Linked DNA regions of Homo sapiens: region 1 is linked to region 2. A link is an interaction called in ENCODE POLR2A ChIA-PET data of the cell type or tissue named here. Cell type or tissue: Caco-2. All regions are shown on one strand. Links, peaks and the distances in the headings refer to the core of each region. The heading gives the core; the rest is flanking DNA.

Region 1 (4,392 bases), core at 1-4,000, 210 kb before region 2:
ACAGTGGAGGAGTCCAGCTCAATTCTAACTACTGTGTGACTTGGACAGGTTGCTTCACTCCTGGACGGATGTAGGGGTTTGAAAGAGATGATCTCTTACATTCCCCTTTGGCTTTAAAATTCTAGGAGTCCTTGAAAATCTTAATTTTTTACTGAACTGAGAGGAAGAAGGAGCCTTATTCTGTGTATAATTGGAATAAGCAGATCTAGGATCAAAAGACGGAAGTTGGAGAAGCTGATTTCCACTTTAAGAACCCTGTCACCCTGGGTTGGGATGTTTCTCCTAGTGTAGGATGAGTTTCTAGCTCCTGGGATAATTCGTTTTGTCTAAGCAAAAGATGATTTGAGGTGGGACCAGATGAGCAAGGATGTCCTTGCAGTTGATTCTGCATGACTATAAAACAGGCCAAAATTAAAACCACGAAGGAATCCTGAGGCAGATTGGCCCCTGGCACCTGAGGAGTGAGCCTGAGGGATCCCACTCTGCAGTAGGAGTAACGTGAGCGAGCAAGTGAATGGGGTGGGTTTACCGGCTCTGTAATCTATCAACCTAGGGCCTCAGCAGTGGCCCCCTGCCCAGTAGGAATTGGACCAATCCCAAGTTCTAAGGCTTGTCTTAAGTCCTTGCAGAACAAGGACAAACTTTCTGAATCATTCATTTCTCTCATCTAGAGCTGGTGGGAGATTGAGAGGTGAATGGGACATCCAAGATCCCTAAAAAGAATTGTTCGATAGCGTGCATGTGTTATAAAGTGGTGACACGGGCATCCTGTTGAAATGATGGATGGCTCACTGCCATAGGCTGATAGCAGTTGTCATAAAGATATTTTGGGGGAATTTGAAAAGGACGTAAAGAAAAATCTTTCATATTGGCTTGTTGGTTATATAACTTCAAATTTAATAAAGGAATACTTACGTAGTAATTACATTTCCTTGAAAAAACTATAGTGAATAGAAATCCCTAGCCATTTCATTTTTTATGTTTTTAATGAAGATCTTTAAAATACCATAGGTGGTAATCGTGGAAAATTTGAAAAATCTCATGTCAGTGTATTAAGATGGTGGAGAAGTTTTTTTCTCCATTATTTAATGGAACTTTGGGTCTTTTTATTAAAAATGTGAGACTCATGAAATTTTGGCAGCTGAATATTTGTGAAATAAGAATGAATTATTAAAAGATGTCTTTCCATACATGTTCCTCATTTTAGTAATTACTAAACATACTTGAGATGATTGACTTATATTTAAACATATTTAAGGTAATTTAAAAAGGCATTTTGCTACTTGCTTATAGACCTGAGTGTAGGTCTTATTGGCCTGTGGGTTATTATATAACTGATTATGTTGCACTTATGTTCTGTGGAGAAGGAAAGATTTTTAAGGGGAATGGCATGCTGTACCAGCACTGAGTGTTCATGACATCAGTTGCAGCAGGAGAAACCCCCGTTCAATGAAGGAGAAGTAGGAATTTTACATGGATTTGAATGAACGTCTACTTTGTATTTCAAATGAACAGTGTTCATATTTCAGTAATTGTGTGCATTTTTTGCATACTTTAAAAGAGAACTTTTATTTTTCATTATGGAATAAATATGCAATGCCAGAACAGCTTTAAATTTATACAAGAAATGTATAAAAGTTAATTATAACTAAAATTAGGAATGAAAATTAATCTATATAGACACTACTCTGCTCTTGCTTTGTGTAAAATAAGTAGTTGAAACTACCAGGGGCTGACAACATGACTGCTTTTAGATGTCAACTTCAAATCCATTCAGGCAGCAATTGTGGCATTACGATTTTTAGAAATGGAGGCAGAGAAAATCAAGTTTCCTCTCCCTCTTAGGTAACATTGCCTGCAAGTGGAGATCTGTGCCCACCGATAGAACTTGGAAGCAGACAGTGCCATAGGTTCCTGCACTGGTGTGTGGGAGGACCCTGAGCTGAGAGGCAGGCTTCTGGCTGCTAGGCCTGGCCCTGCAGTCATCAGCTGTTTGACCTTTGGACCAGGAATGGAATCCTTCAGACCTGAGTTCTCACCTGTGAAATAAGGATTGGATCAGGTCACAAAGATCCTGTCTTGCCACAGATGCTACAGTCCTCTGCATCTGATAATGACTTTATTTTATTCTTCGAACTTTTGGTGGGAGGGTGTGTGTGTGTGTGTGTGCGTGCACTGTTTTTGTTTATTCATTTAACTTAATGGCTAAAATTAATTTGGTTTTAATCCTAGCTCCTCTGCTAGTTACTAGCTAAGTGACCTCAGGCAAGTTCCTTGTTGTTCTCTGTTTCCTCATGCTTAAAATGGGGACATGCTATCTCCATAGGGGTTTTGGGAGGCTGATGCTGGGAAGCTGTCAGCACAGAGACAGTTCAGAGTGAGGTGGGTTCAAGGAGTGTTAACCATTACTATTATTTCTGAGTCATTCATCTGCTTGTTTATGTTTGTTTATATATTTAATTTTGTATTTTTCATAGGGATAAAGGTGTGGCAGCTTTATTTTCTAATAGCTTTTGATTTAGTATTTGGTAATAGTAGTGACTGTTTAAACTTTACTGTGAAAACACACATGGGAATAATGTCCTTTAGAATACAGATAGAAACACACCGTTTTTTTCTGTATCAAAGAAATAATAGCAAAAGGCTGCATTTCATTTCTGTGAATTAGAGAAGGGATTCGTTGGGAATTGTCCATGTTTCAGTGTCCAATATTTTCGGTACTACAGAAATAATATTGGTGGAAGGAAATGATTACAGGTGGAGTATATATATATCTTAAATTATTAATTTCATTACAGAAAAAGGTTCTATGTAAACCAGTGCTATGGAATGCCAGGCAGGCCTGAAGTCGCTAGGCTTGGAGATCAGGTTCTGGCAACAGCTACTTGGAAGGTTCAGTAGCCATTTAAAAATGTGCAGTATTACAACAGAGGTCTGTGCTTTAGACCAGGTGTTCAGGACCCCAGTGTCTGTCGGATATGGTGGAGAAGCTTCTTGAGTGAGTAGGGTAAGCAGTAGGACATGGTAGTGACTGTGGCAGTTGGGGAGTGTGCTCAGCTAACAGGGACAGTGCTATGTAGCTCCATCCAGTTGCCATATGGGAATTCAAGCACTGTGTTGCTTGATCTTCCAATTTCTTCCAAGTTCCATAAATCCAGGATTCTGTCTGGAAATGCCTGACTTTTGGACACTGCACAGACCAAATAAGAGAGCACACCTACTAAGCTGGTTTGGCCCACAGGCCACATGTGTCCCCTCCGCCTTCTGTCGTCTGACTGTCTCAAGAACTAGAATCTGCCCTAAATGGCAGCTCACCACCCTTCAGCTCAAAATAAATCAGGAAAATCTCTTCTTTTTGATGAGAGAAAGGGGGCACAGGCTATTTGTGTGACTATGGTGCACAGTAAACTGGTACTTTGTGTTGAAAACCATGTGTTAACTTACTCAGAGAACATTTACTGAGTACCTGCTAGAAGCCAGAGATAGTGTAGTGAATGAGCCACAGTCCCTGTCCCCAAGGACAGTTCACATAAGCTGTCTTTAAGATAAATGAGGTAGTTTGTTTTCTGGCAAAATTTGCCTTATGCAATATAATATCTGAATTATTCATTTGTTGTTCCTTCTCAGACGAACCCTTTGGCAGAAATATTTCTGGGAATTCTTCTAGGAACTCTTGTTAAATGAGTAGTGTTTTTCAATGCGGTATATCCCCTACCACTACATTTTATAGCTGATTCATTTAGGAACAAAGACCATGTTTGTAGATGTGTATCACCAAGGTTATATAACACATGACCCAAATTTTCAGGGACACATATATTTCAGTTACAATAATCTGCCCTGTTGTCTCATAAGTGCATCCAATTCATGCCCTGATAAGTGGTTTGTAGTCACTGTAGATTCAGAGACCAAGAAAACAGAAGAGGTAGTGTCTCTACTTAAACAGTGAGACTTAGTGTCTCTACTTAAACTGGTTTTCCCAGGACTGAGGGTGTTCTGAGTAGTGGAACTTTCAATGTCACATCCATGAAAGTCCCAGGCAAACTGCGACAAGCTGGTTGCCTAAGATTCCATTTTCTATTCCACTTGGGCACACGCCTGAATTACATCTCCCCGCCCCCTTGGAGTTAGGAGTGACCGTGGGACTCAGGTTTAGTCAGTGGATGAGTGATGAAGTAACTGAAGCCCCCCAGGCTTGGCCCATGAGAAAACCATTCTCAGTGATCTGCCAGGCTCCTTCTCCTTCCACTGATGGGATGGAGAAGACCCGGCAACCTTGGGAGTGACAGAGCCTTTGTCAGCTGGATCCCTGAATGACCGAAGTATAGTGCCCTCCCCCACGAACCAGGCAGCATATTTGGATGAGCAAGAGTGTTGCCGCCATTAGGCATT
Region 2 (4,402 bases), core at 156-4,155:
CTAACTCTGGGACTTTGATGGTGTTGGAGGAGGGCATTTAGCATCTGTTCTCTTATCTTTCCCAATGGGGCAGCAATGCCACCCCTCGGGAGTATTGGGAGGATTCATTCATGCATGCATGCATGCATTCAGCTTTCAACAGCCAACATTTCTTCAAAAGCACTCCATGTGTCAGGCACTCCACTGGCTCTGGGGATTCACAGAGGACTCACGGTCCAGTTGGTGAGGAAGACATACAAACAAACCGGTTTAGTATTTCTCAATCTTTTTTTCATTATTGGCCTCTAAGGAGCCTTGGTAGACATTTTTTCATAATCTTCCCTTCTCTATCCTGTGAAATTTTAATATCACAGATATACTGTATTTGTGTACTATATGCATATCTGTGATTTATAATAAAAAGAACAAAATTTTTCCAGCCTCCCTTGACCAAGAACCACTTCTGGCTCCCTTGAGGATATCAACTCCTTTGAGAATGAAAGAAATGAATGATTAAGGAGGGGTGTAGTGAGTGCAATTGGTTGAAGGACAAGCTGCCAAGTTTGCCTCACCGTGGGTATGGGAGACTCACTGCAATGGGTGAAGTCAGGAAAGGTCTCAGGGAGAAAAGTAGGATGCCAGCGATCCCAAAGGAGGAACCTGAACTCTCCGGTGGCCACAAGCAGGGGAAGTTCTCTTGGAAAGGCACAGGGGTGCACCTACTCAGGGTAGGCATAAGAAGAGAGGCCGAGGGACAGGAGGAGGGCAGCGGCAGCAACAGAGGGCCTCGAATGCTGAGCCCAGGAGAGCAGATGTGACCCAAAGGAAACCGGCAATGCATAAAGTCTTAAGAAGGGGAATGACTTGCTCATATTTATACATTTCCAAGTTTATTCAGGCTATGTGTGGATGAGTCAGGGAAATCCAGTCAGAGATAAAGGCAGAAATCATGACTTCAATGAGAGCGGTTGCCTGTGAGGATGACAGGAGAGAGATTTTGGAATAGGATCAAGTGAAACAGTTTATATACAAGCACTTGGCATGCAGTAGGTCATTGATAATAGTGCCTATGACTAATGTTTGGGCATTTGGTACCATTTAGCAGGTTGGCATTGCAGAAGCTTCCTACAGGCCACAGAACCTGATTGCTTCAATGTCTCAGGGGTCCAAGGTTTGATATTTGTTAAATCGATGTTTTTCTTTGAGATGAAACTAGGCAAGGTAAACCTGGCCAACGGGCTCCTGGGGGAACTGCACAGGCTGCTGCAGTCTGGCTGGGCCCCGACCACTCAGTTACCAACTCCATGAATTAGATATAAATGTAACAACAGCACAGGCCAGGCCACGGGCATTCTCAGAGCTGTGCAGGGTTTTATTCATTCGCTTCAGACGTTCCCTTGCCTCAGCTCCAGCCAAATCACAACCCACTGACTACACTAGCTGCTACATTTGCCATCTTTTCTGCCTGGCTTTGATCTCTTCTGGGAATCACCCGACCGGTCACCAACACCCTTGAGAGATGACCACACTGTCCTGTTTGTGGCTCTTGTTCACAGTAAATGAGATTGCTATGGATTATCCAACGTAGACTTATTCATTTCCTGGTAGCAGTTTTTAGGGCTTTTGAAAAAACTAAAAGAAGTCAGCAGTGATGTAACATGCAGAGAACAGTGAGGACTGTTAACATGTGATGGTTTTTCTGTGAAGTGGAGGGGTGGTGGTTGGGGGCCTTTTGGTAATGGAAGGACCGTTTGCCCTTTCTAGAAGCTGAGAAGGAATTCAGGGAGGCAGAATAGGGAGGGCGGTATGCTAGTGGTGCCAACTCTCCTGTCCAGGTCGGGAGCTGCCCAGTAAGGCCTTAGGGTTCGCAGGGAGGTGTCTGCCTGTCCTCTCTGGGACCCTGAGATGTATGCTAGAGCTGGTGGTCTTTATCCTTATGCAGAGCACACTTGCTGTGTTTGATAAATGGCTTTGAAGTGAGGATGATGCCTCTTTTGTCTATTCCCAATCAAATGCATCCTCTGGTGGCCACCTCCTTGGCTCTCATCTTTACGGTCCCTTTCAAGGCTTCCAAAGCCCACTGCAATGGCAGCAGAAGTCAAGAACTGCCAAAGCCTCCCTCTCAACTGCCCCCTTCAAACCTCCCTTCTCTTTCTTTCCTCGGCTTCTCTTGGCTTCCCACGCTGGCTGTCCACGTTGCCTAACCCCGGTTGGACCGGCAGCTGTGTCCCAGGCTGTTTACCTTGGCTCTGACACTGAGTGCCTTTAGAGTGCTGCTTTCTGAAACTGTCCTTCATGGGTTTGTAAGGAAACTTGGGCAAAGGGCCCTGGCCCTCTGCTTGCCCGGGGTGTGGCAGTTGGATTCAGGCAGGCCCACGGGGCCCTCCAATTTCCACTTATCTGTTAGGAGAAGAAGGAAACAACAGTGCTGAGAAGGAGCTGGAGCAGGAGAGAGTTAAGGAGCTTGCTAGTGAGCTCCCAGGTGCTCCATGAGGCCAGAGTAACAGACATGGCTCAAGTTCCATTCCAGGCAGGGCTTACTTAATGAGTGAAAGGACATATCCAAAGGGTGCTGCTGATTCGTGCATTTTGGTATCTATCTGGAGGCCTTCCTTCGGTACTGTGCTACAGGTTCTGACATAGCCAATGTTTACCAATTAACTGGATTAACAGCTTTGGGAATACGTTAAATAAATACTGACACAATGCAAAGCTGGGAGTGGAGATAAGTACACTCATAAACTCAGGATTTAGAGCAACTTCAAGAGGCTGAACAATGAACATAACATTCAGGGAAGAATGAGAAATGTTAATGAGAAGGGTGAATGGTTTTTCTCTTAGCTACAAAGTGCAAGAGAGAGGAGATGTGGGATGTTCTCATGAATTAGAAGAGCCTTTACGATTTTAGTTGACAATAAGGTAAAGGGCCTAATGCACTTGATCTGGCATCTCAAATTTCACATACCCAAAACTGAACATGTCAAATTCTTACCTTCCCTGTCAGTCCCAGTTTCTGTTGATTACAGCAGTTAGCCTCCCAGGATTATTTATTATATGATTGCATTCTGTGATCAACTATTTAATAAGCATATATACGGTATATAATCCTATAGAATATTTTAACGATCATTTGATCATTCATTCATTCATTTTTTTTTTTTGAGATGGAGTCTCACTCTGTCACACAGACTGGAGCGCAGTGGCACAATCTCAGCTCACTGCAACCTCTGACTCCTGGGTTCAAGTGATTCTCTTGCCTCCACCTCCCGAGTAGCTGGGACTACAGGCATGTGCCACCACACCTGGCTAATTTCTGTATTTTTAGTTGAGATGGGGTTTTGCCATGTTGCCAAGGCTGGTCTCGAACTCCTCAGCTCAGGGAATCTGCCCGCCTTCGCCTCCCAAAGTGCTGGGATTACAGGCGTGAGCCACCACATCTGGCCTCATTCATTATTGCAATAAATATTTATTGAGCACTGAGTAAGTATCACACATTGTAGTAACTGAGACATCGTCTCTACTCTCCTAGAGCTTGTTCTACCAGGGGAAATGGACATTAAACTTGTAATACACACAAACTTATTCAAAATTATAATCCTCATTGACTTTATGAAAGAAGAAGGTTCTAGACAGCATAGAGTGGGCAGATGAGGCCTAATTTTGGAAGGAGGATGAAGGGAATTTTCCTTGAGGAAGTGAATTTTGAGTTCATGGAAAGTTATATAGCTATGTTGTCCAATATGGTAGCCACTAGCCCCATGTTGGCATTTCAGTTTAAATAAATTAAATGTAAATAAAATTAAAAGTTCCATTTCTCAGTTGCGCTAGCCATATTCGAGTGCTCACTAGCCACCTGCAGCAAGTGGCTACCGTATTACATAACACAGATAATGAATGTTTCCGTCATTGCAGAAAATTCTATTGGATGGTGTTGTTACGTAGGATTTAACTAGATGAAAAGGCCAGGCACGGTGGCTCACGCCTGTAATACCAGCACTTTGGGAGGCTGAGGCGGGTAGATCACTTGAGGTCAGGAGTTCAAGACCAGCCTGGCCAACATGGAGAAACCATGTCTGTATCTACTAAAAATACAAAAATTAGCTGGGCATGGGGCCAGGTGCCTGTAATCCCAGCTACTGGGGAGGCTGAAGTGGGAGAATCACTTGAACCTGGTAGGCAGAGGTTGCAGTGCTCCAAGATCATGCCACTGCACTCCAGCCTGGGCGATAGAGGGAGACTTTGTCTTAAAAGCAAAAAACAAATAAACAAAAAACTAGCTGAAAAGGAGCACAGGGGAAGAGGAAGGAAACACCTTAAGCAAAAAAGATACTACTTAATTTAGAGAAACTTAACTATAACTTAAGATAATTCTTCAGAATGTTCATTGATGGTGACATTGGATGATGGGGTTTTGGGGAAGGAT

The links. ChIA-PET counts read pairs that join two places held together with the same protein. Peaks named below come from ENCODE experiments on the same cell type or tissue, not always from the same donor. Only the 100,000 strongest peaks of a DNase experiment are listed, where the experiment ranks them.
Region 1: POLR2A ChIA-PET joins it to region 2 with 5 read pairs; 9 of 35 experiments call an interaction of 5 or more read pairs at or near these places.

Annotation. Positions count from the first base shown.
Region 1 is chr13:44,428,941-44,433,332 of GRCh38, reverse strand. It overlaps TSC22D1 (TSC22 domain family member 1), which reads left to right. Exons shown (of 3, transcript NM_183422.4): 3 at 1-1,190. Among named protein-coding and RNA genes, the nearest start is that of TUSC8, 25 kb to the right of the region's middle. In Caco-2, for the core only: no CTCF peak of the experiment used is centred there; a DNase peak (open chromatin) is centred at 1,962.
Region 2 is chr13:44,216,908-44,221,309 of GRCh38, reverse strand. No RefSeq gene overlaps it. Among named protein-coding and RNA genes, the nearest start is that of MIR8079, 23 kb to the right of the region's middle. In Caco-2, for the core only: no CTCF peak of the experiment used is centred there; a DNase peak (open chromatin) is centred at 2,509.